Regions from separate parts of the Homo sapiens genome. Here region 1 is linked to region 2. The links are chromatin loops, found by intact Hi-C in ENCODE. Cell type or tissue: PC-9. All regions are shown on one strand. Links, peaks and the distances in the headings refer to the core of each region. The heading gives the core; the rest is flanking DNA.

Region 1 (15,624 bases), core at 4,083-12,082, 560 kb after region 2:
AAGAAAAAGCCCATAAAGTACAAAAATTAAAAAAACGGACGGAAACACTCAGAATTAAGAGTGAAAAGATATCATGAATGCTGATGCTGAATCTTAACACACAAAACCAAAGGCAATGAGTAAAAGAGCAATTTAACTTAAGAAGGTGATGAACATAAATCAGTTGACTGCAGGCCAGGCATGTTGGCTCACGCCTGTAATCCCAGCACTTTGGGAGGCCAAGGTGGGCGGATCACAAGGTCAGGAGCTCGAGACCAGCCTGGCCAGCATGGTGAAACCCCGTCTCTACTAAAAATACAAAAATTAGCCAGGCATGGTGGCATGCACCTGTAATCCCATCTACTCGGGAGGCTGATGTAGGAGAATCACTTGAACCCAGGAGGTGGAAGTTGCAGTGAGCTGAGATCATGCCATTGCACTCCAGCCTGGGCAACAGAGCGAGACTCCGTCTAAAAAAAAAAAAATCAGTAGACTGCAGGATTTAGCAAGGGAAAAAAGAAACTTAGAACTAGAATTGGGGGATTCTTCTTCGCTTCTCTAGAAATTGAGATCTTGGACAAATCATTAAACCTTCATTGATCTGACAAATGGAAATAATATTATGAAGCCTCTACCTTGCCCTTGGAAGAGTGTTTTAAGATTATGTGTACAAAATAACTTTTTCAAAAGACAGTATATTATACCCATTCAGTATGAATACACTAGATACAATAAAAAACAAGTTTGCTAAATAGCTGAAGTGCGAAGCTAATTTATAGACCAAGAGATATATATTCAGCACCTAGAATCTTAAAAAGGAATATTAATTTAATTAATGTTAGCAGAGTCTATTATCTGGCTGGACTCATAGGAAACACCACCTTTGCAGTCTCACAGGTCAGGGAGAACCTGTCTCCGGCCGGGTGTGGTGGCTCATGCATGTAATCCCAGCACTTTGGGAGGCTGAGGCGGGTGGATCATTTGAGGTCAAGAGTTTGAGACCAGCCTGGCCAACATGGTGAAACCCCGTCTCTAATAAAAATACAAAAATTAGCTGGGCATGGTGGCGGATGCCTGTAATCCCAGCTACTTGGGAGTCTGAGGCAGGAGAATCGCTTGAACCCAGGAGGAGGCGAAGGTTGCAGTGAGCCAAGATCGCGCCACTGCACTCCAGCCTGGGCAGCAGAATGAGACTTATACATATACTAAGTAAATTGCGTCATAAAATTTTACTTTACAGATGTAATTTGTTGCATTATTATATATGGCCAATAAATTGATTATAATGAAGTTAGAAGCCCTAATAATACAAAAATATATAATGATATAATTTGTTATTAATCCCATAAAGCAATTTAAAGAATTACTTTTGGGGAAGAAGTGAAAGAATAAACACATAAAGTACAAATGACTTTAAGTTAACTTTATGTTGGAGGAAGAAAATATATCACACTATAGACCTTTGGTTGGTGAATCAAACCTCAACTAATTAAATGACAGAAACTTCCTTCAAAATGCAGGATTCAGAGAAAAATTTTGTTGCCTACAGCTCCCCTAGTATTCATATAAGTCTCTTCTGTGAATTATCTGACTTAACATGTGGTAATTGTTGTTTTTTAATAGAATTTCATGAGTTCACTTTCTAATAATTATACAACACTGTATTGTTTCTGGCAATAACATTTTTGGTATTACTTTATTACTATATAAAATAATGGAAAAACAAATTAGGCTAAATATTTTTTGTACTCAGAATAGAGCAGGCAGATTTGTGAAGTTCATTAGGACTTTGTGAGAATAACATAATATGCTAATAATTTTGGATATTTTGATATGAAAAAGATTCTAATTCAGAGAAAATATATTTTTGGAATCAGTCTATTCCAGTAGCTATAGTTGTGTAAATAAGTCAATGATCAGCTTAGAGTCATTCCCTAGATAAATTACATGGTTTCTTTATATCTTATCAGAAACTAGTATGTTCTCTTTACATAAAAAGTCATTCTGCAACTTACGGACTTTTGATTTAGGTTTGGAGGGTAGCTGTATCTCCTGTGAGTCAGGAAGTCACAAAAATGTCTGCTATAGAAAGAAATTCATGGGTCAAATTTATTGATTTTCTTCTTAAGAGAAATACAAGAATATACATGTATACCCTTTGTCTGGTAAACATACACAATTACTATATTATCAAAGATGTTTTGGTTGTCAGGTTATCCAAGTAAAGTCTATTTTAACCTAAAATGTGGTTGAACTACTATTCTCTACAGTCTTTTGTTTTCCTTGTAAGTCAGAGATTCATAAGAGAGTCCTTGTAAGTCAGAGATTCATAAGAGAGTCCTTGTAAGTCAGAGATTCATAGCATTCTATTGTTGTTATGGTCCCTAGACATTATGCATTCCAGGGTTCACATATTCAAATACATATATAGGCTGGGAGAAATAGGTGAAGTGGACATGGTGGTGAATGGAGGGCCCTCCCCCTTTCTTGGAGGGGGGCCACGGGGTCACTTCTCAGCTATAGTCAACTGTGCCAATTGTAATGAGGTGGGGGAAAACAGCTAACTTTAAAATATAAACTTAAAATTTCAAATTTCATGTGAAAGATCCTATTTTAAAATGTTTTCAACTAATATATATATATATTTTAAAACCCAACACTGTGGAACCTAACAGAACTCTTCTAGATTAGATTTAGTTAAAAAGGCTGCCAATTTGAAACTTAGGATCCAGGCCAACCATCTCATTTTAGAACTGAGACGAGACTCCAAGCCCCAGAAAGATGTTGCAGACCCTCATTCCAATGTTTTAACTAGACTGAAGACTTGAAGTATGTCTCTGTTTGTTAGACATTCCCCCTTCCATTCCACATGCAGCGATTCATGGCTGAATAGTTGGAGGTTACGGTAAAACACAGAGATGTGACAGGATGAGTCAACTGTCTACCCTTGATCTCACACAGCCAGCTTGCATAGTCTGCACTTCGTGAGATGTGCCTGACTCAGTCTGAGGAAGCTTTCAGAATGGCAGCCTGAACTTCACCCCTACCCCTCATTGTTCTTGCTAGCAACTTATTTTTCCCTTTTCGTTCTTCTATCCTGGAAAGCATACTGTTACATCTCTTAGAGCTGTTGCTGCTCTGAAGTGCTCCAAAGTGAAGTCTCTATGTGAGTGAATACAGCATAGAATCCATGATTTGGGTATTCTTATACTATTTTGACATTTACTCGACAAATATTATCTTGTGTTCAAAAGGTCATCAGTAGTGAAAGGGACTGAAGCTATTTCATAGAGCCACACTCAGTGGCCCTGGCTAGATGACTGGTGAGGAGTTTACATTTTAAAATATTTTAAATAAATACTGAAAATATTTATTTTTGAATAGTTCTTATCAAGTGTTTCTGAAGTGAACTTTGCTACAAATAGGAAATTATCTGTACATTTATGTTTTAAGGCTACATTTGTCCTTTTGATACTAATGTATTTCCTAAATACATTCACTGCAGATTTGGGAATACACACACATAAAAAAAGTGCAGGAAGAGAACACATTGCTACACTGACTGAGGGAGTTACACAGGATTAATCCTGGATGAATATGGAGTATTTCTGATTAATAGTAACACTTGGCTAGCACATTCATTGTTTGGGATTCTATCCCTAATAAAACTTCCTGGACAAGCAAGTTGATTTTTCAGATTTACTGAAAAATAGTTTAATTCTCATGAGCATATTTCAAACTCTGTACAAGGACAACATGGACATGTATACTTTGGTTAATTGCTTGGTTGGCTGGAAGAACATAGTTCATGATTTCATACACAGCTCCTTGGATGTGAAGCGTTGGGAGATGCAAAAATGCTGACTTCCATATTAATTGTATTTCATGTGAAGAGATAATATTTCATGAGTTTTAACTAGAGTTTTGGGGTAAGTCAGAAAACAGAGACGGAAAATGGTGGTCTGATGATGCAAACTCTTGTAACTGACTCAGAAGGTGCCATGTTGATGACTGCGGATGGCTTGATGGCTACCTCATGAAGAGGCTCAGTCTAGAGTGGAGTATCAGTGCATGAAGGGAGTGGAATCTGTTCCAGGCCAGCAGGGACCAGAGTGAGATGAGAAAGGGGCTACAGAGTGGCACCCTCCCGCCTCTTCTTAGAATGAAGGACTTTTTCTGAGAGTTCAGCATTAAGAAAGGATGAAGCATGAAGTATTCAGCTGCTGGGAGGAAACTCAGCGTCCAGGGAAGAATGTTGTGGGGATGTGAAACAAATGTAGTCTTAGCATCTGAAGTCTCAGTTTAAGTTTTCATCTCAGACATTGTAGTTTTCATCTCTAGAAGTTCAATTTCAGTCTTTTTTATATCTCCCATGTCTTCATTTAATATGTTCAAACTTCCATCAAGCATTTTGAACATATGAAATAGTCATAATAACCATTTAATGTAATAGTGTAATAATCCTATCATCTGTGTCATTACTGACTGGGTCTGTTTCTATTCATTTTTTTCTTTTTATGGGTTGTACTTTCCAGCTTCTTCGCATGCCTGGTGATTTTATAATGGATGCTAAACATTGTGAATTTTACTTTGTTGGATATTGGATGCTTTTGTATTCCTACAAAATTTCTCCAGTTGTTTTCTGAAAAGCAGTTGAGTTACTTGCAAATAATTTAATTCTTTTGAGTCTGACTTTTACGGTTTCTTAGGTGGTACCAGAGCAGCAATTAGTCTAGGGCTAAATTTTTCCCATTCCTGAGGCAAGAACCTACTGAGTATGCTACCTGATGCTCCATGAATTATGAGACTTTCCACTGTGGCTGGTGGAAATAGCAACTATTTTCTAGCTCTTGATGACCTCTGGGGCTTGTTCTCTCTAATACGTTTGGGTGATTATTTGCCCACATGCACTGAAGCACAAGGGGTACCATTTGCAGATCTCTGGGTTCTCTGTGCAGCTCTCAACTCTCTGGTACTCTGAACTCTAGCCTCCTTGGCCTCTCTGGACTCCCAGCTCTGTGTCCTTAACTCAGAGAGGACCTCGAGTTCTGCCTGGGTGTACCATCCCTGTATCATGCCTGCAAACTCCCTCCAGGCAGTGGGCTGGGACAATCCCAGGTCATTTGTTTCCTATCCTCCAGGGATCACTGCCCTTTGTTATCTGATGTCCACTCTCTTGAAAACCATTGTTTCATATGTATGTCCAGTTTTTAAAATTGTTTTAGGTGGGGAGGTAAATCTAGTCCCTGTTATTCCATCTTGGCTGGAAGCAGAAGTCTCTGGATTTGAGTTTTGCTCCTACATCTTACATGCTACTTGATTTTGGAAGAACTACTCGGCTTCATCCTCCTCTTTGCCCATTTATGAAGTGGGGATAATACTGCAATGATTAATCGATGGAGTCATATAGGGGAAAACATGTTATAGTCTACATGATTAGGCAAAGGAACACTCATACACTGAGAGTGGGCTTTTACCAAAAGGACTGGAGCTGAATGAACATTTTCTCTCCCGAGCAAGATAACCTGAGCCACTTTTTCTTGACCACACAGGGATAACTACCTTCTTTGTTGCCCTCTAGCCAATTAATGACCTTGCCCTTTTACCTTTCTGAACCTTATAGGACAAACAGACAACTCACCTCGTCCCAGAACCCATGGGGCAAAAAACAAGCTTATCTGAAATGTTTTGCCAAAGCTATACCTACACAGGATTATAGCACCACCAACAAATTCTGTGTGATTTGTAGTAATAAAAATCTCATTTGTTCTTATTTACACCTTAATTTAAAATAATCCTTTTCACTAAACTGTGAAGTAGAATGAATAAAACTATTAATTGAGAACATCTGCCCACAATTATAAATATATGGAATTCACTTAGTTATAATCAGTACATTAACATTTGAAAAGAAAATGATTTTTTAATGCAAAGATATCTTTCTTCTGACATATTAAAATTCCAACACACTAAAGTAGTAACGTGAGTAAAAAAATAATAAAATCCTATGGCTTTTTTATTGCATGTTTATTTAGGCCAAACCGGTACGAGGCAGCTAGATTAATTACTTTTATACTGTTAAGTACTGTACATAGTTAATTATTTCATCTAAGTTGTGTGTGAGCCAAACCTGTGAATTACTATTCATGCAGGGCAATGATGATAATTTATGTACTCCCTCTATGCTACAGCTTGTTAATATATTATTTTTGATTTGAAACTAGATGTTAAAAGTTTGCAAGAGGCTTTTAGACTACCCCACGACATAAGTTCTAAAATTATGGATTTGAAAAATGAGGTCGACAACATGCTATGATAGGAAGTTATTTAGATGATGGAATTTTAATAATTTGGTATGAAAAAATACATTCTCCCATGTTTTCTTCTGATCTGTTGACACTTATGCTTTGAGCCTCTGTGTGTGTGTGTGGTGTGTGTGTGTTTCTGCTTGATTTTATGATGTGGTTGTTTTTTGGGTCCTTAGCTTCCTACACATCTACCACATGCACAAAACCTGTTTTCACCCACTCTCCCAATATGGCTAATCAGATATTTAATTGTAGCTACCTCTAACCCAATAGCTTCAAGTGGTTAGAGAGATGCTCACAACTACCATGAACTTTTCAAGATAAAGAGATGACACTGAATCTATTTTTAAAATGTGAGATCAACTTCTCAAAACTTCAATAACAGATTCCCAGAGATACTTGTACATAGTGAAGTGAAAGAGAACTTTAAATGTTTTACAGATCCAAATATTAAAAATTTAACAGAAGTTATTAAAGTAAAAGAGCAAACAAAGAAGAAATGAGTAAAAACAAAATATGTAACTAAAAAATAAAGAGAGCTGTCATAGAACCGGCTTGCTGCTCTGGGTGGCCCTGGATGGGCAGCGTTAGCATCAACTGGGAGTTTACGAACAAGACAGCCTCAGGCCCCACCCCAGACCGAGATAGAATCTGCATTTCAAGCAGATTCCCCAGATGACTTGGGTGTTCATTAGAGTTTGAGAAGCACTAGTCTAGAGGCACATGGAGTTTCCCTCTCATGTAGACTAAAAAGCCATCCAATCGCTGAGCTCACTGAAGTGTGGCTCCCCATGGACAGAACCTGAGAACAGCACAGGCAAGTTGAGGTGGCTGCAGATTGTTTTCATGGGGAGCCTCTGGAGTACAAAGGAAGCAAAGCCCCAGTGAGGCAAAACTGTGTACAAAAATATATGTTTCATATAATACAGAGATCTAGCAGCTCTGTTCACAAGATCTTTTAGAGAAAAATAATACAGATCCAGACTTCTTACTGTGACTTTGGCCAGAGAGTTTTTGCTTATTTAGAGGAATTGAGGAACATCTAAAAGGATGGGAAGTGTGCCACCTTCCCTTGAAGCCCATTCTGGCTTTTTTTTTCCTATGAAATATGTGAATTTTATCATCTGAATAATTTTAACTAACTTTTCCCCTTAAAATGCAGGCACTTTCTGCGCAATTTCCTTTTCTTGCAGAGGCTTTCAAACTGTTCAACCACTAGAGGTCTGTATTACCTATTTTAAAAAACCATTACTAGCTGGCTGAGACTTCCAGCTTTCAACTTCAATACCTAATTGCATGTTTTAAGATTTAAAATCTCAAGACATAACACCAGGGAATAAAAAAATCACAACACTTTAAGAAATGAAGGAGAAAACCGAATAGGAGCCCTTCCATTTGAAACAAGACTGAGTCTCCCCTGTTATTTCTAGTAGACAGCTGAGCACACCTTCATAATCTTAAACACGGAAATCAATGGCCAATCACAAATCACGAGAACAAAATTTATTTTCTTCAAAATGCCTATGCAAAATAGTTTTTATCTCAATATATTTAAAACCCATGTTTCAACTTCAAATTTTAAAGCATTTATTTTCCTATTGGAACAAAAGAAAAATTAAAGTGGTTGAATTCCCATTTGGTTTATTTAAAACACCAATTTTACTACTTTTATGAGGGCTTTAAAATAAAATTTCATTTAATTAGGTCATAATATATAGGTTTAAAAACTAATGTCCTTTCAGTCTTAGAAGGCTCTGTTGCAATTTTATAAACTAATGCATGAGACTGAGCTTGCCTGGTTAAAGTTATAATAGAGGTGACACTTGCTGGTGGCCTATACTGCAAGTTGGATACCCCAGGTTTTCACTGCGTTCCATGTTCACCTGGAGATTTTCACTAGAGTAGTCCATTTGGGTCTACCCTCTGCCAGTAGAAGCCCAGGCTCTGAGCCTTCCAGAAACCTGAACATGAGGCATCCCATTTACAGAGCCATCCTGATTAGAAATGATGAAACCTTTCCCTAGCATATGCAGCAGGCCTCCTAAAGAACTCCACACTCATGTATTCACATATTTAAGTAGAATGGTTGAAAATATTACAGACATAAAAGCTGTAATTTACTGAGTATTGCATAGAGGTTTGGGATTCTGATGCTAGATTTTCATAGATTCTAATTACGCCTGCATTTCAGTAAGTGGCTACATTTGTTGCCAGGCAAGGTGTAATACTAGGAAGCTCACTTCTTTTAAAAGGCATTATTGCATAATGTTCCTGCCCTGTAAGGCCTCTAAAAGCATAAGGACGTCTAGTGTGGCTTCCCTCTCAGTCTGTCACTTTATTAAAACACAACAATTTCCAAGTGTTATTTGGCAGATCAGCTGGGTTCATTTCAAAGGCTAATATTTAACAGAGGGGAAAATAACTCATCCCAATCCTTTTAAAAATTGTTTTCTATGTATTTGCAGGCAAATTGCCTAGTGTTTTATATAGATCTCAAAGGTAGGATTCAAGAATAATTTTAGTAATGTCTTACACTGCTTGGCTACATAATCAAAATGATCAATTCTACAGCAGAAGGAAACTAATTCACGGCACAATAATTTGTACTACAGACCACTGTATTTAAAGTAATTAAGTTTTTCTTCATTTCCTGTTACATTTCTGCCGATGGCTGGTGGCATATGAATTAACAATTTTCCTCACTGAAATGAGACATTAAAATATCTGCTTTATTCTATCCTGAACATTCCTCTCAGAGCTCCTGACTCTTCTACTATAATTCAAAATGGTGTTAGCTTATACTTGTACCCAGTATCAGTATAAAGCTATAATTAAATACTAGCACAGTGCTCATTTATATTTTTTTAAAATGCTGCAATTGTAGCAGTTAATTAAACAGTAACAGTAAGATCTTAGACTCTGGTGAATTTGGTGGGTTATTTCTGGGAGAAAAATGGTTGGAACCTAGGTGTCGGAATTACTCCCAAATTTGAGTTGCTGGCCCTGGCATTGGTTAGCCATTTGGGAAATTTAGGCTCAGTTTCTGTAAAGAAAATTGAGCCAATAAGATAATTTAGCCTATTTTTTTTTGTTGGATTAAATAAGAAAATACAGTGCCTGACACAGTGCATGACACAGTGCCTGACACCAGTAAGTGTCCAATTAATAGATGTTCACTATTATTTTGTCTGATCTTTTTTGTCTTCCTTTATAAAATGGCAACAACAATACAAAGGCAATAATTCCAGTTATGTCTAAGTGTGTGAGCAATAGATAAGAAAAACCACGTGTGTGAAACAGTACTGGGCACCAGTTGCTCCCCCAACAGTTTCCCCAAAGTTTTTGCCCTTAAAACTAGATCACTTGGGAGAGTCTCAAAGATGATTCATTGTTGGACTTGAGATTTATTTTTATTTTTATTTTTTGAATAAGGAGACTGTGCCATTGAGATTAATTCATCTCTCTCTTTTATTTTTTCTGATCTGAATGACAGCTTAACTCTGTGACTCTACCAGACAAAATAACTGCATTGAAACAAGAGTCCACCAGGGACAGAAACCATTTTCAGAGCAGTTAAAAAACTAAGGTTAAGAAACTATTCAAATTCAGAGAACTCAAAGAAAAAACCATAATCTTGCTTAAAATGCAACTTTGATTATTCCACTCCTTGTGACTTAGAGATGTTTGTTTTCTCTAAAATGCCGTATAATATCTCTTTTCAGGAGAGAAATCAGTGGCAGAAGGATTTGAAGGAAGTTGTGATGAACTAGCTTATTTTTTTTAATTAGGAATGAAAACTTCTTGTTTAAGGTTATGTATTGCATATTCTCAAAATGTTCTAGTTCCTTACATGGCTGGTTTTATGGGATGTTAGTAATATAGAAGGTACTGGGAAATAAATTCCTGTATAGTTATAAATAAATAACTGTATTTGCACTAGTTATAAATAAATAACTGTATTTGTACTATTAACCAGCCTTAGGACCTGAAATTTAACCAGGCTTAGGACCTGAAATTCTACTAGATCTTGTTCTCTTTGGATTATATTTCAGTTTAAAGAGCCACACATCTCTGTCAACTCAACACAACCCCATTTCTAGGAGCCTCCTTTTTAGTTCTGTGAGACCAGGGCTTCCATGAGAGAAGTATGGTTCCGTTGTGGGATAGGGTAGACTAGGAAAGGGAGTATAGCTGAGGAGCTCTGCCCAGGAGGACAAGGGCACTGGTGGAGTGCTCTGAAAAGGGCCTTGCTGAGGACTACTTTACCCCTTCCCTAATGTTGCTTAGACCTGTGGATCTCTGAACACAATTCAGTTTAATTTGCTAAAAAGGCATTTCCATAGGATACGGTTTGGGGGTAAGTGCCACTGTTGCATAGCATTTAAGTATGCAGCTGTGATCTGGGTTAACAAAATTCTGGATTTCCATCAGGGTACTAGTTGTTTGAAAGTTATCCAAGTCACAAACTCTCTAACGGTCAGAGAAATATGAAGATTAAATTAAATTAATTAATATAGTCACAGGTTCTCACTAAATGATAACAATTTTTAGCACAAAGCACATGTATATATGAATACAAGGGTAAACTAACTTTCTTATGGTCCAATTTTTCTGATATTAAAATACTTTCTAATGATAGCATTTAATTACCAATTTACTTAGATTTAGAACAATTTGAAATATGCTTGCTAAAATCTTATTTGACTAAAACAGTGACAATAAGCAAGAATAATGGCATTTATTTTTATCAGAAATTGCATTATTTTCAAAGCCCTTTAGGCCACAGCATTGAGCTACTATTGTTTTTCTCAGATAAAGGAAGCTGCATTTTTTTCTCATTCTACTCATGATTATTTCTTATTTCTTACTCTGGGGGATGTCTCTAATGGAGGCTGGTGAGGCAGCTACCCGTTTGGGGGAGACATGACATCACAGATGCTTGTCTTTTCCTTGGCTCCCATCTATTGGAAATAGTAACTAAGTCCTCTGCCTAAGCTGGTAGGAGAGGAGCTGTAGAAAATCAAATTAACAGGAGAGAAACTATTAGTCTTCATTTTCTTGTTTTCAACCTGCGAACACAGATTGTTAAATATGCCTATTCCCTAATCCTCATTAGGAAATCTTAAAGAATAGCAGGACATGAAAAAAGCATGGGGATTATGAGAAAATGCTACCATTGAAAAATAACACAAAGTGAGGATAGTTTTCTCTCATCCAGATTATCTGTACATTTTTAGAGTTAGCCTATTTGAAATTTTCCATTAAATAATTTTATTCCTACTTACATGTGGATGGATGATACACACACAATCCCAAATATATAATTTTATTTAGAATTTTCTTATTAGACTTGAAGATAAAATAATTTAAATGGAATAACTAGTACATGACATTTTGCACTCAGTGGTATCCCTAGGACTTGTTTGAATACATTGCTGTATTTATCTAAAAGGGCAAAGCTTTCATTAAAAATAATCTAGTGGCAATGTTGCACAGCCCTAATTCTCTACTACATGAAAAGTTATATTTTCAGGCCCAGAGACACAGGATTACAGGTCAGTGATAGGCAATGCATATTTGAAGTATACCAAAAGCACCAAATAATGTAGCTGAGTATCCAGAAGGAACTGACATAAAATGCAGGGGTCTAATTACTAGAGTCATTGCCACAGAACCAGTCATCGATGACTAAATTATGCACCTGGTTTCCTGGGAAAATCTGCAGTTTGGGGAACATTTCACTACACTTCAGAGCATTTTAAGTCTTTAAATCATTTAGCTTTTAAAATCCCACCCATTTCTCCTGTTCTGGCATCCATTCTAAATATGTCTCTAGTTCCTGTCAGTTCATACTCTTCAATACTTGATTTCACTTTTGTTATCCACTCTTCTCTGTGGTTTCTGAAGACCCTGGCATACTCGCTGTGCCTTGACCATGCCAGCACATTGCTGCCTCAAGGAATTTGCATTTGCTCTACCCTCTGCCTGGAGCGATCTTCTCCCAGATGTCCACATAGCTTCCTCCTTCTTCCTAAGAAGACCTTCCCTAAACACTCTTTTTAACCTGAAGCCTCCCTTCCACTTTATTTCCATTTTCCATGCCATCCAACATATTATAAATTTTACGTGATTGTTCTCATCTTTATGCACTGGAATGTAAGTTTTATGAGGCCAAGCATTTTTGTCTACCTTGCTCACGACTTTGTGCTCAATGCTGAGAATAGTGTCTGGCATGTAGGTGTCCAAAAACACTTATTGACTGAAACACAATAGAATCTGCTGCAAACTGTAGCCCTAAGTAGGAATACCTAGTGTTTAATATCCTCTTTCAGTAGTATTCCTATCATCATGACATTTCTTTGATATTCTTATTCTAGAGGCAAAGGGAAGAAACTTTAAGTTACCTCATAACTGTTCAATAACTAACTTCTAGGTCATGATAGTTGCAAACTGAAGTGCCATTGGGATTTGGGCAGTTAAATAACTGTGTGAAACACCCAGTATAAGGCATTAAAGAGTGCTAGAATCTGTGACAAATAGGAAAGTTTATATATTGCCCTACGTAAAACCATTCAGATTTGAAAGAGAAATCTAAAACATAGCCCTGTCTGAACAAAACCTGTCTACCTGTGGCTTCAAAGCCCTTTTTGGCTGCCAGTTGTGGCCAATAGGACCACAAGGACATTTTCTAAGTCATACTGGGTTTTTTTCTACCTCTTTTCAAATATATTCTCAGGCTTGGGTATGTGACTGACTCCACATCAGGACAGGAATACTCAATTGATCAAATCTAATTACATTTGCTTCCCAACTAAATTGTGTATCACCTTCCCCTCTTGTGAGAGGAATGGTTCCTCTTGGGTCCTCGGCATCTGATTATTGCAAACCTAATTGATTTGCGACATTTCATTAATAAAGTTAACTAAAACTAATTATACATATTGAGTAAAACTTGCCTGTGAAATGAATTTTTCTATTTAGCTTAAGGGTTCTTAATTGTTAGACTGAATTGCTGAGGAAGATTGCAGAATTACTTTCTCTTGGGAGACATACATATATATATATATATATTCCCCCCCTCCAACCAATATGGATTGATGGATGGTGATACCATAGAAACCAAAAAAGAAAAAAAATGATTAAATATGAAAGTTAAAGATACTGAAGCATTGTCCTAAGAAAATAAAACTGCAAAATAGGTCACACAGATCTCTTTAAGATGTTAAATTAGGCCTGTTGTATTTGTCACATTATCTTAAGGGGTTTGAAATTCAAATTTTCAAATGTATCCACATTTATTGTTTTATTCATAGTGTAGATTTTTCCTTCACTTAATTGGTGAATATTGTATTTCTCACTCTTTCAGAGAGTATGTTTTGTCTAATTCATCCATCTATTTAAATCTAAATTCCAGCAGAAGTCCAGGGGGCGCCTCCTACTACCTCAGTTGCCCCAAACTCAGCTGATACATTGTGAGCCAGTATTTTTCACAGGATCATTTCCAGCGCTCCTTCTTTGTTTAGTCATGTATAGATAAACATTCTGTAAGTGAAAGGAAGACTAGCTAGCATTCATTAATGGTTCAGTGTTGAATAAAATACGGCTGACCCATTACTGCTATACAATAATTTTGTATATCACATGAGATGCTCTTATGATTAATAATCTGAATTTGCATTGCTTTCACTTTCCCAAAGCAGACTGGATTTCTTGCTTTGCATTGTTAAGGAAGATACTTAGCTGTTTTATCTTCCCACTCTGTTCACTGACCAGGCTGGAGGGACCAGGAGGCAGCCAACTGCCCATCTTATTTTTCCTTTTTGACCTGGGAGTATTACTGAGGAGCAAAGGTGCAAGCTCTAGATCAAAAGACAGCTCTTACCCCCTGACTGGTTTCATCTACAGTGGCTCTGTTTTTTTCTGGTGTCTATACTGTGTGCAGAAGTATTTTGGCCTTGCCTAGAGGTGGGGAGGAAGAACGCTGCTTTGGATTGGATTTTGGACTTGCAATACCTTGTTCCTGTTGTCCCAGTTCTCTGGGTGAGATGAACATTTGTTTAGATTCAGGAAAGGCACTGAGGCCCAGTTTCAGATAAATAATTATTTTCCACCAGGTCTGCACTGTATTATTACATTTATGAGATATACTAGATCTTTCTGGGATTTAAAAAATGACTCATACATTTAAATCTTAAAAGTCTTAAAAGGAATGACTAATTGAAGGGAAAAGACAACAGCACTCTTGATTCCAGCTAAAAGCCTTTCCTGTCAGCAAAACAGGGCCTCTAAATTTAAAACCTATTTCTTTGAGCTCTTTCAATTGTTAAAAATATTAATATTGGTTGGGTGCAGTGGTTCATGCCTGTAATCTTAGCATTTTGGGAGGCTGAGGCAGGAGGATCACTTGAGGCTGGGGGTTCATGAGCAACCTAGGCAATGTAGCAAGACGACATCTCTACAAAAAATTAAAAAAATAATTAGCTGGGCATAGTGCATGTGCCTGTAGTCCTAGATACTTGGGAGGATGAGATAGGAGGATGGCTTGAGCCCAGGAGTTTAAGGCTGCAGTGAGCTATGATCATGCCACTACACTCTAGCCTAGAGGACAAAGTGAGACTTTGTCTCAAAAATATCTGTCTATCTGTCTGTCTGTCTATCTATCTCTATTTAAATCTAATTTAAATTATTATTTTCTATAGAGTTATGTGCTAAGCACATCTGGCTGTATTATTTAAGCAAAGAAAGAATGTTACTGAGAATTGTGTGAATAGTAGGTTATTTGGAGTACACATGTTTCCTAAAGCAAGCTTCATTTCTGTTTATTGAAAAAAAAACTCAGGCACAAATGACTAGCATTTATCTTGCTTTTGTTTTCTGTTAGTAAGATTCTGCGATTAATATTTAAAAATTCCAAACTGGTTCCAAACTTATTTTATTTATGCTTTCATTGAAAAATGATACTATTAAATGTGTAAAGGAAATATCAGCTGGATATTTATATCCCTTTTTCACAGCTAGTTATATAGCTATTTCAAACCCTTGATGCTTTGATGACTCAAAGACAAATTTGTTTTTAATTTTTTGCCTTATATAACACATGATCATTAGTCCAGGAACTAAATGTTATTGAACTGCTAGGTATAAGTGACTGGAAAGTAACTGAGACTCAAATTTTATTAATGTTATCGTATTAGTGACAAATAGTGATTAAGAACTTTAAGAATACAGCAGGATCATTATATTGATGAAAAATGAAAAACTACTGTTATCCGTGACTGTGTTGGTCTATTCTTGTGTTGCTATAAAGGAATACCTGAAACTGGGTAATTTATAAAGA
Region 2 (15,624 bases), core at 3,080-11,079:
AAATGGATCTAACAGTGACTGACATCCTCCATGGTGTCTTTAAACTCCCCATCTTGCCCCAACATCATTTATATCTAATTTATCAGCTTTGTTGGAAGATATAATTAGAGCCATATACTCTGAGAAAAACTGAGCATTTGTAGGTAATATAGAAGTCTACACACTTAAACTATTAAAGCCACTGCTATTACAGGTAGTATGAAAAGAACAGAAAATTTTATTTGGAATCCAGTAATCTATAGCTGACTACTGGCACTACAATTTGGAAATGTGCATTCTACAGCAAGTTACTTGACCTTTTGAGTTTTTGGTCTCTTATCTACAAATCAGATGTAAGGAAGGGGCAGGGGTAAGGGAGAGACTGTTGGGAAAATTACATAGGGTAATAATTTTCATTTATAAAATATTTTCTATATAGCAGAGTTTTTTACAAACAGATGTTATTATCACTAGTCCCTTATGCACATTTTTATTTGCTGTATTTATTTCTTAAACTTATTTACAGTTCTGGAATGGAAAAACCAGGAAGGAATCTAAATTTCCTCCAAGGTATTTAGCCTCACACCTTCAGGCTAAATTCAACAAAGTTTGGCTAAGTAAACTTAAATAAAGTGAGTTATGTTCTTGAGCTGTAACCAAGAATATAATCAAATGATAGTGACCAACTTTAAACACTGCTGTACCAAAAGGCTGATCTACTGAGGGCTATTCAGGGAGGAACAGAAAGGACTGGAACAATTATTTTCATCCTGACAAACAATAGTATGTAACATGACCTAGGAAAAAGTGCTTGACCCTTCACCCTTCAACAAGAAAAAAAAAATAGAAGCCAATTTTCCTAGTCACCTGTTGAGAAGAACCAAAACAACAAATATTTACCAATACCATGCTCTACCATTTTCGTTGTAGCTCTCAGTGGGCTGAGAGCTAACTTTTTCCATGTGCCTGCTCTGTGTCAAAGTAGAGGCCAGGTCCTCGCAGGAGCCATGAACTTTAATTATTATTACCCTTATATTACAAATAACAGGACTCTGGGTCAGAATGATTATGCAGCTCGTCCCACATGACACAGGTAGTAAATGGTGGAGTTGAACTGGAGGTAGATCTGCTTGAATTGAATATAGGAGATTTTTTTGCACTTTTTGGGGTACCTTGTGTAGAAAAAAAAATGCCAGCTGAATCGCTCCTTTGCTATCCATATTCCAGGGTAAAATTAATGTTCCTATGAGAATGAGGTAGAAGTCATAGAATGTTGGGAAGAAGGGACCTTTGAAAGCTCATTTAAAGAATCCCATTCCCACCTGGTGGGTGGGTCCTTTTACAGCTGCTGGTCCAGGCCACAGTGACAGGATAGGCTTTAAAGTTCTTCCATATACAGAGCTAAATTTATGGGCCTATAGCTTCCAACTATTTGAATCCAGTTGAGTTTCTTCCTTGAGGCAGAGAGCCCATGTATAATCCTTTTCTCTTGTGACACATTGTGTTTGACTGGGGTCTTCTTGCCAGCCCTTTCAATTGTTTCCCAAAAGGTGTGGGATGTGAATCTCTTCTCTTGGTTCTCCTGTGGGTGGTTTCTCCCATTGCCAAGGTCCCTCCAGGAGACCCAGCTTTTCTGAATTCCTTCCAAGATCTGCTGGTGACTTTAAATCTGCCAAAGCACTCGGTGGCTCAGGCAAGGATTGTGTAAACAATCCTAAGTCATGGAACGTGATCTACTCCTTAAGAGCTAAAGTAACCTTAAAGTGAGGCTAGAAACATATAGATGGTTCAGCCCAAAGAATTTGGTATGTCTTTTAAACCAAAATGCCACATATATTACTTGCTACATTTATATTTGATCTCTTCATCCAAAACTCCAACACTTTTTGGAGTATTGACATTTGGAGTATGTGGCATTTTCTTAAATAGGTATTGATATCTATATGTACACATGGGAAAAATACACTTTGATTTTGTGTGTTTTGAAAAATAGGCTGGGTGTCGTGGCTGATGCCAGTAATCCTGCCACTTTGGAAGGCCTAGGTAGGCAGATCACTTGAGGCCAGGAGTTTGAGACCAGCCTAGCCAACATGGTGAAACCCCATCTCTACTAAAAACACAAAAATTAGCCTGGTGTGGTTGCACACACCTGTAATCCCAGCTACTCAGAGTCTGAGGCCCAAGAATCACTTGAACCCAGGAGGCAGAGGTTGCAGTGAGCTGAGATTGGGCCACTGCACTCCAGCCTGAGCGACAGAGTGAAACTCTGTCTCAAAAAAAATAAGAAAGGAAAAAAAAGAAAAAAGAAATTATAGTATGTTTGTATATTAATAGAATATCCAAAATAGGTAGGAAAAGCTATGCTGAGGTTAAAATGAAAGAACTAGACTTCTAGGTACTGACATAAAAGACATCTAAGATATATAGTTGAGGAATAAAAGCAAGCTACAAAATTATACACACCATGTTCTTTTAATTTTTTAAAAATTTTGGTGGGTATATAGTAGGTGTCTATATTTATGGGGTACATGAGATGTTTTGATACAGGCACGCAATGTGAAATAAGCATATCATGAAGAATGGGATATCCATCCCCTCCAAGCATTTATCCATTGAGTTTCAAACAATCCAATTACATTCTTTGTTATTTTATGTATATTTGTTATTATTGACTATAGTCACCCTGTTGTGTTATCAAATACTAGGTCTTACTCATATATCATATGATTGTGTTGTCTTAATATTTCTAACCATGGGTTTCTAAACCTAAATTAGAGTCTAACTTTTGAAACACACTGTGGCTTTCCAATTCTAAAATCTCAAACAATACCTAATAGTAATAGATATTACAATACATGATGATACCCAGATCAGATCAATGGCTTATAAACATTCCTTCTCCTTTCCTTACTTATTGTATTCTCAGCCAAGGCACTCTATTTGTTCAATAAATTTGACATTTAAATCTAACATTTCTTGGTATCTCCAGGAAACAGAAAGAATAAATGCTTCCTATCTAATCTTCCTATCCTAATCTGTAGGAGTTATAACCTACTGGAGTAAAGTAAATACCACATGGAAATTTAAGCAACAGTCTGAAGCAGGATGTGGTTTGTTGACAGTCTGTGTCACAGCTGGTAAATTCAGAGAGGGGCATGTTTCTAAGCTGAAATGGTCAGGGAAGTCTTCACTGAGAAGGTGAAGTTTCAGTTGAGCCTTGAAGAATGGGAAAAATTTGGATTAGCCGAGAAAAAGAGAGGCTGAGGGAGGCAAAATCAGACTGGGAAATGGGCACAAATAAGATGAGATAAATTCAGAAAGCACATTATAACAACGAAGGAACAGGAAGTACTGTAAATAACACTTGTTAAATGTTGACTATGCATCAGCTTCCTTGTGTGTCCGCAAGCTCCTCTGTAAGATGGCTGTCATTGAATTTACACAACTTCCTAACTGGTAGGTAATATTATCATTTTATAAATGAAGAAATGAAGTTACATAATTACACATTGCTGATAACTGACAGTGCTAAGAGTCAAACACAGGCTGTCTGATTCCAGGTTTTCTGCATTCTCTCCCACCTCACACTGTGTTCCTAGTAAGAAAACTCCCCAAAGGGAAGGGATCCTATAAGTGAATTTTGGGGACAAATCTGGAATATCAGAGATACCAGATTGGGGCCTAGATTACATGGATAGTCTTAAATGCTAAGAAATTTGAGAATAACTTAATGAAAGTCTTAAATGACAAGAAATTTTAAATTATCATCTAGTAGAAAAACTTGATAAAGGTAGCATTTCAAGAATTTTCCGGGAATGGTACGTAGAATGGACTAAATAGTAAGAAAGTGGAGGCTGGAGACTAGACAGAAGAATATTCCTATATTTTAGGAATAGATAATCATTATCAAGGGACAGTGGATGATGGGCAACCTAACGATCCAGTGTGTTGTGCAACATTTCACCTCACCTGACAATGAAATCCAAAACCACTTGGAATGGAAATGACATATATGTTAATGAAGACAGATAATGTATGTCAGTAGACACAAATGAAAGAAGAAAGCCTGGATTATAAAAGGTAGGCAAGCCCTACTCAGTTAACTTCTCCAGGCTCAGAATTTGAAAATGAAGGCACTTTTACCATTGACCTTTCTGTTTTTTATTAGTTCTCCAGGTTGGGCAATAGATAGGCACTGCTACATAGGCATTGAAGAAAGCATTTGGAACTATGCTCCTTCTGGTAAAAATATGCTCAATGAAAAGCCTTTTTCTGAAGACCTGTAAGTAATCCTTTGCATTTAACAAGTTATTATCTGAAGCAAAAGTTGGTAATTGTTGATCATTGATGAAATGCTGATGAAAACTTTCTCATGATTGACACTTGCAGGACACATATGCCATTAGAACCACTTCGTTTGTTTAGTTCCAACATGGTATGGAAAAGAGGTAGTAATACAAATCCAAAATTGCTCTTTCCTGGAATGATCGCCACTCTTGTCTTCCTGACACGTTATTTTGCAGATCACAGCTAATTCTGTTTATCATTAATTTTGTTCACGTGATAAGGTATAAAACAACACTTTCCTTTTGATATGTGTGTAGCTGTTTTCTCGATTTTTCTCTTCAGATAATTGAGAGAGGGAAATATAGAGGACATGAGTGGGGTTCTGATTTACCACGGTTTAAGAGCAAAACACCTTAATGCTACCAACAAATCCACAAATCCATTTAAATGTGTAAACAGTCCTAAATCATGGGAACTGATCGACTACTTGAATGCTAAAGTAACCTTAAAGTGGGGTTAGAAACATAGACACAGTTCAGTTTAAAGAATTTGGCATGTCTTTTAAACCAAAATGCCACATGTTTTACTTACTACATTTGTATTTGATTTCTTCATTCAGTATTTCAACACTCTTCTCACCAATTATACCTGTTTTTGACTCCCATCACATTTTCTCCAGCCTCTGGGTTTTATCTGCCAAAATTAGGCTGTTGAGCTTCTGACTTTTCATTTAGCTTATTTAACACTTTGTTTCTTTCCAGTCAACATTTGTTAAAGTTCTGTCTTTTTTGTTTGTTTATAGAGAATTTCTACAAGGAGGTCAAGCGAGGAAGAGCTTTGTTTTTAAAAAGGCTTTGTATTTTCAATATTGATACTGATAATACATTTCAAAGGATCATTGAAAAACCATCCTGGTTGGGATTTTTAGGTCCAATGATTAAAGCAGAGACTGGAGACTTCATTTATGTACATGTAAAAAATAATGCTTCAAGAGCTTATAGTTATCATCCTCATGGGCTCACCTACTCCAAAGAAAATGAAGGTAAGCAGATCCTCTTTCCTGAGTTTTGCTTATGGAGAGTATGAGCACATTGCATTAGAAAAAGCCAGGTAATCATGGACTGGTCAGCATTCTGAGCTACGTGGAGTTTAGAGTGGATGCAGACTCTACTTCTGATGTATTTAAAGTTTATACCCAAGACAGTCCTTTTTTAGTTTCTCATCTTAATTGAGTGACAGCCCTTATGCAATTCCTAGGAAATAAAACACTTTTCCCTTACTCACCAGAAAAGAAAAAAAAGGTGTTTTTTTGTTTCGTTTTGTAGGAAACACTCATGAGCTAAATGTTAGGTTGGCAGAAATCCTGTTCTGCCCCCACCTCATTTCCATTTCCTAGTAGATGAGGATCACCCTCTGGGAAGATATCAGTATCAAGAGAAATCACTACTTTCCAGGCAGACTCTTCTCTCCTACACAGCTACAGTCACAGATACATCATGATTTTGGAAAAAAAAAAAAAGGAAGGGAAGAGAAAGCCAACAAATAGGATTTTGTGAGTTTTTGGGAGACAACAAGGAAAGCTAGGAAAACAGAGTTTGGAATTGTCTTTAGTAGAACACAGATATTTTTTCCCAGTGTTTGAAATATGGTTTTTAAAAGGCCTGGCATAAATCTTTAGAAAACTGGAATTTTAGGCCAACTTGATAAGAGTACCACCTATAGCATACGTGCTCCTTCCAACAGAGGCTCTATGATAATACAGGGCAGCGGAAATCCCATATGCCATTCCTTTCATCTGTCATCATTATTTTGCCATGTTACATGACCATCTTGCAATGATTATTGCCCTTTAAATATAGTCTATAAAAAAAAAGAAAAATAGTCTATATTATAGACATATAATGTGAAAAATGTTAACAAGAGTTTGCTTTATTTTTTTACTTTTTAATCAACTCTCAAAACTTGAACTGAGGTTTGATGATTCCGTCAGGGAAGCATGAAGAAGAACTAGAAAACAGGCCTTGAATTAATCCTCTGGACTGAAACAGACTCAGGAAACTGGACCATGACTGGAGCCAGTTCCAGCTGGGCCGCTGGGCAGGAAGAAAGTACAAAACAGTCAGTCATAATTTCTTCATGTTCAGTGTGGAACAGGAGGGTCCCAAAAGAAGAATAGAGAATCAGAGGCTGCTCATGTTTCAAAGTCTTTTATTGAATAAAGGAATTTTATTCATAGTTAGCAGGATCCAGCCACGAGGGGTAAGGATCTGAGGCAACACTTTAGCCAGAGAAGAAGAAAGAAAGGAGAGCAACGGTCCAAAGTCAGAACTGAGGTAATAGTTCAGAGTAACGGCATGGGCCACCTTCGGACTGCAGTGGGCTACTTGGAAGTAACAGGGACACCCTTGGATGCCCTGGGTCCCAAGTCTGACTGGCAATGAAGAAAATATGGAGGGCAACTCGGGAGTCCAGAGGTTACCTCTGCATCTGAGATCTAGGCACATGGTAGGTGCAAAATAAATATTTGTTGAATCCATCAGTAAGAGTGATGATAGCCTATTATATACTGCCTGCCTCATTCCAATTTAGTCTAAAAACTGCAGCCAAGCTGAGCATTCAGGTAGAAGCCAACTAAAGGGGATTTAGGGAGGTAGGAATCTGGGAAATGGTGGGGAGAAATGCACACTTTTTGAGAAATACAAAGTAGCATAATGGAGGAAGCCCGAGTCACATTCAAAATAGTGTTATCCAATATTTACTGTAACCACAGTGCAGAATATGTTTTCTAGGTGCTATCTATCCTGATAATACGACAGGCCTGCAAAAGGAAGATGAATATCTGGAGCCAGGGAAACAATATACCTACAAGTGGTATGTAGAAGAACATCAGGGACCTGGCCCCAATGACAGTAATTGTGTGACAAGAATTTACCATTCCCATATAGACACTGCAAGAGATGTAGCTTCGGGACTTATTGGACCAATACTGACTTGTAAAAGAGGTAACTTTAAAAAAAAATCTCATTGCAGTAAAAGAGTAAACCAGAATGGGTAGGCTGTCCTCTGCTCTCCTAGAGGAATTTTACTATCCAAGGCACTCCATTTTCCTGCCTTAACCTTGGTTTTCCAGTCAAGAATGGAAACTTGCCATCTTGGACTCTGAGCACTAGATGGCGATCTCAAATCCAACCCTCAGTTCAACCAATAATTCAGGTTGGTCACTAGATGGTAGTCAAACCCAATAAACTTCACTTCGGCCATCTTCCTTCAAAATTACTGCCACCTTTTTGTGTTTATGTTTTAAGGTGAATCAGTTAGAATCATCAGTTTATTAATAATTCTTGCAAGGAGGAAGTTTTGCTGATATGTTTCTAACTTGCAAGGGAATATAGAGTTTTGAAAATTCTGATTTGGTTCATTAAAACAAGATCAACAAAGCAACAGCACTAGATTAATTATGAAGTTAATGAGCAAATTTAACTTCCTATGACAATCAAAGTTTAAATTTTAGGTGAACAAACATCTCTCCACAATAAATATTTTAATAATTGCAGTTTCCTATGCCAAACACACATAGTCTCATGATTACAAATTACATTCCTTGGGAGATAACTTTTTTTTTTTTTTGTATTTTTAGTAGAGGCTGGGTTTCACCATATTAGCCAGGCTGGTCTTGAACTCCTGACCTTGTGATCCGCCCGTCTCGGTCTCCCAAACTGCTGGGATTAAAGGTGTGAGCCACCGTGCCCAGCCGGGAGATAACTTTTTAAACCAACTTTGGAAGAGCTTTTTGCCCTTCTCAAAATTGCAAGGAACTCAACTGCATAATGGCAAGATAAAGAATATGTGTTTATTATATTTAACTTAAACATTAGCTATCTAGTCTGAACATTTCCAAACTTTCTCCCTTTTCTTTTTAAACAGTAAGATAACTTAATGCTTTGCATTCTCAAAGGCAAGTATGTGAACTGCCATCAAGCCTTCCTTGGTTGGGTACAGTGGCTCATGCCTGTAATCCCAGCACTTTGGGAGGCCAGGTTGGGAGGATCACTTAAGGCCAGGAGTTTGAGACCAGCCTGGGCAACATAGTGAAACTGTGTCTCTACAAAAAAAAGAAAGAAAAAGAAAAAGACTTTCTCACTTACAGTTATGTTGATTTATGCCCTATGGTTTTAAATATAAGGCTGTTATAAAATATTTGGGACTGATAATAATTTTATAGAATATTATATTTTTATATACTTTTTAAATATTATAACTATTTTATTCCCACTGTCCTAAGCACTTTTCTCTTTTGTTCAATCTAAGCGCACAGAGGGATCTTATCCATTTTGAGTCATTTGTTTCCATCTGTGGGTTAATGAGTCTGAAATCTGTAACTTTGGTTCAAACTCCTTTACTGATAGTCAGGCCTGGCAACTTGGCGTCTCTACTTGGGTGTTTCATCCGTACCTAAATACGTCATATTCCAAAACCCGTCATTTGTTCCTGCCCTGAATCTCTCCCTTCCTTCTGTGTTCCCTGCCTTGGGGAATGGCCCCAGTATGCTCCAATTAGTCACTGGAGACAAAACCTTGGGTAACATTCTTGATACTGCCCTCTCCCTCATCACTTGCTAAATACATCAGTCAAGTCCCGCCAGCTCTACTTCGTACACATCACAAGGTCAGCTCACTTCTCTTCAGCTCCACGAACTCTAACCTAGTTCAGGCCACTGCCATCTTTTTGCTAGGATACCCACAACAGCCTCTTAGCTGCCCCACCAGTCTCTAGTGCTTCCCCTTTCAATTCATCTCCACTTGGCTTTCTGTCTGGGGGGTGAAGGTGGGAGGATGATTCTGAGTCTGTCACTCCTTTGCTTAAAATCCTTCAAGGACTGCTGATTGTTCTGACGATAAAGTCCAAATTCCTTTTATCTTAATTGCTGCCTGGAATCTTCTCTACAGGTACACCCCAGCAAACTCCTCATCCTTTAAATATCAACTGAGGTGTCACTGCCTTCAGAAAAGATTTCCATACCCAAAATTAAATTAACCAGCTCCCAAACACTGAACTCTTCCCTACTATAGAACTTTACACACTATAGTATCTTATTAATTGATGGCGTCCACCCTTGATTGTATGCCCTGCAAGGGTAGATAACTGTCTTGTTCACTTTTATAAACCCAACACTTGTCATAGTACCTAACACATTACAAATATTCAATAAATATTTGTTGAATATAAGCATAGAAGAATAAATAAATTGGTATGAACTAAAGTTATCCTTCGTTTGAGGAAACACAAATTTTTAGACTTTGAACAATCTCACGCGATAATGGTCATCAGATGCAGACACTGCAGAAAGTTACTGATTTGATGTAAAGATGAGTATGGATTCTTTAAATATGGCTTCATATAGGTAATATGCTTTTTTAAGTTTGTTGTAAACTTTACAAAAACCGACATCCCACATCGCAAACATTTACCTTTTTCACGTGCCCTAACAATTAACAAAACTGTAGATCGTAAAAGTAGTTGTATCTGTAACAATGGTTCTAATTAATGTCTACATGAAAAGTAAGAAATGTGTTTTTTGTTTCAGGGACACTGAATGGAGACACTGAAAAAGATATTGACAGGTCTTCTTTTCTGATGTTTTCTACAACTGATGAAAGCAGAAGCTGGTATAGTGATGAAAATATTCGTGCATTTACTGAATCTGGCAAGATTAATACTAGTGATCCCCGTTTTGAGGAGAGCATGAGCATGCAATGTACGATTAAAAGAACTTTCTCATACATAATATCTTATAATTCTAACTTCTATGATCGTATTCAGTCATTTCCCTTTGTTCAAGTTTATTTAGTTGAGTTTATGTTTTTCAGCGTTTCAATCAGAGTATACTGGGTTGACATGCAAATGCAAATCACTAGTAAAGCCTGCTCATTCCCTAAGTCCAATAGCAAGTAAAGTTTGGTCAATATTTGTTTTCTGAAGTCTCATACTGATTTAAAATAGACAGTAAAAACCTAAGAAAGACGTAACTTTAAGTAATAAAATATGGAATAACAAAGACATAATTGACCAAATATTTTATGAATATGTGTTTTTATCCAACATAGAATTTTTCAGAAATGATGTCATCATAATCCGTCACCCTTATCCTTGGTTTCTTCTCTCATGAACTTAGTTTCTATTTTTTTCCCCTTTTCACTGCTTCCTGCCTTTCAGGAACTTTTTCTCCTCTTGCCTTTAAACCTTTGTGTTCCCCTCACTTCTCATCATACACAATGCATATGGACTCCTTTCCCATGAAACACAAATCAGATGTTATAGATTATGTGTGAGAACAATGTTGACATTGTGAGGTTTATATTAATATGATGAGGAAATACACAGAATTTTTACCAGGTGGCACTGATCTATCATGCCTGATTGATTAATATACATTTGTTTTCAGCAATAAATGGATACATCTATGGAAATCTGCCCAATCTCACCATGTGTGCTGAAGATAGGGTCCAGTGGTATTTTGTTGGCATGGGTGGCGTGGCTGACATACACCCCGTCTACCTCCGCGGACAAACTCTGATCTCTCGGAATCACAGAAAGGACACCATTATGCTCTTCCCCTCCTCACTGGAAGATGCCTTCATGGTGGCCAAGGCCCCTGGAGTGTGGATGCTGGGATGCCAGATACATGGTAGTGATCTATTACTTTTGCGTGATACAGAGTCAGAGAACTTCCAAGGTCATAGCCCATTACAAATGCCTTACCTTACAAATGAAGAAACCGATATCCAAGAAGGTGATATGATTCCTTTTGGAAACAGTCAGTGATGGAGCCCAGGTCCCTGACAGCTTTAAATCCTTTTAAGTATATAGGATTGGGTTGCTGTTTTTACAAAAACTTTTATATTCATTGTGAGAATATAAACCCTGAGTGAGAACCCTGAGTGTCAGACAGAGCAGATATTATTACAGCTTTTTCTTTAACTGAGGAAACAAGAATCAAAATCCTATGGGAAGCAGAGCAAGAAATTATGCAGAACCCAATAATTCTAATTGATTACTCAAGTAAACCTCCTTATTTTTGTTTATTTCCCTCTCCACATTTGCCATTTAATAACAGAATGGTCAGTTATGTTGTTGTTTATCTTTTTTATTCTTGAATATGACAAAACTCTATATATGATCACGTAAATGTTCTGTGTTATTTTTCAATCAGAAAAAAACATAATTTTCATTAGAATTACAGAATTTAACTTTATTTTTTTGTGTGAGAAAAAGAAAACCACTCACGGCTATTATAACTCAAGGACTGAATTTAGTGATAAAAAGTTGTCACTTAGAAAAGATGATCATTTTCAGATTAAAATATACTCAGCTCCACCAATACCTCCTATCTACCTTATTCTCAGATCATACCCTCAAGACAGTCTTTCTACCTCAACCCTGCAGAAAGACTAGTGTCAGCCCTAGACCAAGTGAAAAAACGCCTCAAAGCCTAGTTGGCTGATGGGATCCCATCACTTTCTCCTGTGTGTCTCCTCTTTCTGTGTCCTTCTGAAGATTTTCTGCGCTTTAATTTACTCCATTTTTTTTAAGTAATTACAAGAATATATGAATAGACCTTTGTTGGAAAGAAAGGTAGGAAGGAAAGAAAGGAGGAAAAAAAGTGGGAGAAATGGAAGAAGAGAAGGAGGAAAAGAGGCAGAAAAATAGGTGGAGGAAAGCAGGCAGAAAAAGTGAAAGAAGTCTAATGCAGTATACATTAGCCTCCAGCTCAAAAGAGCTGAGAGTTAAATAATCCAGCAGTTAAATTATTGGTAGCTTCAAATTGGTTGCAATGGGAAGTGCTTACACTACAAAAAAATTAGCACATAAATCAGAGTTTGTGTTTAGTTTTGGAGAGCTGCTTTAAGGACACACCATCAGTCCAATTCCACCCCACCACCATCTTAGCCACTGTAATCAATTTGTGCAAGTATTTGAAAACCTGTTCGCTATGCACTTTCACACAACATAAACATGAACACGTAGAAATAAAAATACATAGCTATGTTTTGTGCTTTGTTTTATGTAAGTAGATCACACTGCATATAATATTCTGTTGTTTTCATCACTCATATCAAAGTCTTGAAGTCTCTTTCCATGCATTCTCTATACATTTAACTTTTTTTTTTTAACTGTTGCATAGTTTTCCATATTTTGGTTGTACTGTAATTTATTTAACCTTTTGCCTACAAACAGATGTTTAAGTTGCTACTGCCTTTTTGGTTTATTAACAATGTTATAGTTAACACCTTTTTTTTTTTTTTTTGAGATGGAGTTTCCCTCTTGTTGCCCAGGCTGGAGTGCAGTGGCGCGATCTCAGCTCACCGCAATCTCTGCCTCCCAAGTTCAAGCGATTCTCCTGCCTCAGTCTCCTGAGTAGCTGGGATTACAGGCATGCACCACCATGCCCAGATAATTTTGTATTTTTAGTAGAGACAGGGTTTCTCCATATTGGTCAGGCTGGTCTTGAACTCCCGACCTCAGGTGATCCGCCCGCCTCGGCCTCCCAGAGTGCTGGGATTACAGTCATGAGCCACCGTGCCTGACCTTATTTAATACCTTTTTATATGTCTCTTCATGTATGTGAAAATATTTCTCATGACTCTCAAGAAGTGAAACTATATAATGGCAGAGAGGTTTTTTTTTGTTTTTTTTTTTGAGTCATGCTCTGTTGCTCAGGCTGGAGTTCAGTGGTGCAGTCATGGCTCACTGCAACCTCGATCTTCTGGGCTCAAGCAGTCTTCCCACCTTAGCCTCCGGAGTAGTTGGCGTTACAGGCATACACCATCACACCCAGCTGATTTTTTTTTTTTTTTTTTTGTAGAGATGGGGTTTTGTCATGTTGCCCAGGCCGGTCTCAAACTGCTGGGCTCAAGTGAGGCCGCCTGCCTTGGCCTCCAAAAGTGCTGAGATTACACGTGTGACCCACTGCCTGCCAGGGCTTTTAATTTTAACAAATTTTGCCAAATTGTCTTCCATAAAGTCTATATTAATTTACATTCCCACCAACGGTGCTCTGAAATTAAAACACAGGACTGATCTTCTCATGCCTTGAGTTTCTTTCTTCCAGCCAACTAGTTAATTGAATAAACCAACTAACTCATTAATGACTAGTAGTAGTAATTTCATATTCATGAGGGAAGATGTTCTTGGACTCTCAAATTCTTCTCAGTATGTAGGTACCATCTTCACTTCAGAGTTGGTCCAAAGCTGGTTATTATTCTCTAATAATATATATGCCTTTAATATTCATTTTTGCATCCTGACTTTTGTACTTATTTCATACATCTTAAATTTTTCCATTGATTTCATACATCACATTTCTCAAAGAAATAGAAAGTCTCAATATTGTTGGCTAAAATTGAAAATATGTATTGACCAAGAAAATTGTCTTAATGTTTTAATAACATTCTCTATCTGTTTTTCAGAGAGTATGCAGGCATTTTTCAAAGTAAGTAATTGCCAGAAACCTTCAACAGAAGCCTTTGTTACTGGGACACATGTTATACATTACTATATTGCTGCTAAAGAAATTCTTTGGAACTATGCTCCATCTGGTATAGATTTCTTCACTAAAAAAAATTTAACAGCAGCTGGAAGGTAATGAGTCACTGGTTAAAATATTTATAGTTAAATAATTAAGATAATTGAAAAATTTCATAATCTAGTTACTTCTGAAAAAGATTTAGGCATCTAATTAAAATATACTGATAAAATAAATATAAGAAAGTAATTGGAAAATTTTGAAGCCAAGGAGCATTGCTAGACAAAATTCTTCTCTAAATGCGCTGGCCGACAATGTAAAGGAAAATATATTATTCATCTTTTTCCTAGCACAAAACTTTAAAATGGATTTACTCTATACTTATGAAACATTTAACAATATAGCAGACAATGTCATCAATAACATTTTATTAAAATTTTAAAACATTCTTTGTGTGCAACTTATACACTCCTGCTAAGATCTGAAGGCACAGTTAAATCATTGAATGTGATATCCTTAAACTATATTCTATAAATATTATGTACTCAGTAACACCTAAGACTATATTACCAATTGTTGTCTTAATAACCAAAAACTAACACTAAAATGCATTACTCTGGCATTCATTAGCATTTAAAAGTGGGCAAAAAGTTTTTCTGATAGTCCAACTGCCAAGTATATTTACCATATTGAGGACAACAGGAGATTTAATTCTTCTGGCCTACTGAGTGAAGACACATGTTAGAACAGACAAAGTCCTAAAACCACCAGAAAATAACGTTCTTTATGATACTTATTTTTCTCTAATGCACTCACAGGAATTTGAGAAAGCAAAGAATATTATGTCAAGTGACATTTTCCCGTCTTTATTTTTAATTATTTTTTAATGATACATGATATTTGTACAGATTTAGGGGGTACATATGATATTTTGATATGCGCATACAATATGTGATAACTAAATCAGAGCATTTAGGATATCCATTGCCTCAAACATCTATCATTTCTTTGTGGTGGAAACTTTTCAATTTTTTTCTTGTGGCTATTTTGAAATATACGATATAGTGTTATTAACCATAGTCACCCCACTGAGCTATTGAACCCTGGGGCATATTTCTTCTATCTAATTGTATGTTTGTACCCATTAACCAACCTCTCTTCATCATCCATTACTCCCCCACCACCACCCCCACACATTCTTCCAAGCCTCTGGTAACCATCATTCTATTTTCTACCTCCATAAAATCGACTTTTCTAGCTCCCATGTATGAGGGCATATGACATTTGTCTTTCTGCGCCTGGTTTATTTTGCTTAATATAATGCACCCCAGCATCCATGTTGCTGCAAATAACATGGTCTCAGTCTTTTTTATGGCTGAATAGCATTCCATTGTGTATATATAGTACATTTTCTTTACTATTCACTTGTTAATGCACACTTGGGTTGGATTCCATATCTTGGCTTTTGGGGATAATGCTGCAATAAACATGGAGGTGTAGTATCAAAGGTGTATCCCTTTGATACACTGGTTTCTTTTCCTTTGGATAAATACCCAGTAGTGGATTGTATGATAGTTCTAATTTTAGTTTTTTGATGAAACTCCATACTGCGTTCCATAATGGCTGTACTAATTTACATTCTCACCAACAGTGTGTAAGAGTTCCTTCTCTGCAACCTCAGCCGCTTTTGCTGCTTTTTGTATTTTTGATAATAGCCATCTTAACTGGGGTGAGATGAGATCTCATTGTGATTTTGATTTGCATTTCCCTGATGAAGAGTAATGCTGAGCATTTTTTCATATATCTGTTTGTTGGCCACTTGTGTATCTTCTGTA

What was found. Hi-C counts contacts between places; a loop is a spot of excess contacts. Peaks named below come from ENCODE experiments on the same cell type or tissue, not always from the same donor. Only the 100,000 strongest peaks of a DNase experiment are listed, where the experiment ranks them.
Region 1: a loop joins it to region 2, with 4 times the contacts of the local background. A loop is called at or near these places in 4 of 110 quality-filtered maps.

What each region holds. Positions count from the first base shown.
Region 1 is chr3:148,711,055-148,726,678 of GRCh38, reverse strand. All of the region lies in intron 2 of AGTR1 (angiotensin II receptor type 1), which reads right to left. Among named protein-coding and RNA genes, the nearest start is that of AGTR1, 21 kb to the right of the region's middle. In PC-9, for the core only: a CTCF peak has its summit at 7,492 (motif pointing right); no DNase peak of the experiment used is centred there.
Region 2 is chr3:149,265,147-149,280,770 of GRCh38, reverse strand. It overlaps the pseudogene CPHL1P. Among named protein-coding and RNA genes, the nearest start is that of TM4SF18-AS1, 12 kb to the left of the region's middle. RefSeq lists an enhancer at 10,028-11,227. In PC-9, for the core only: CTCF peaks have their summits at 7,243 and 7,447 (motif pointing right); DNase peaks (open chromatin) are centred at 3,100 and 7,450; H3K27ac peaks cover 1,119 bases.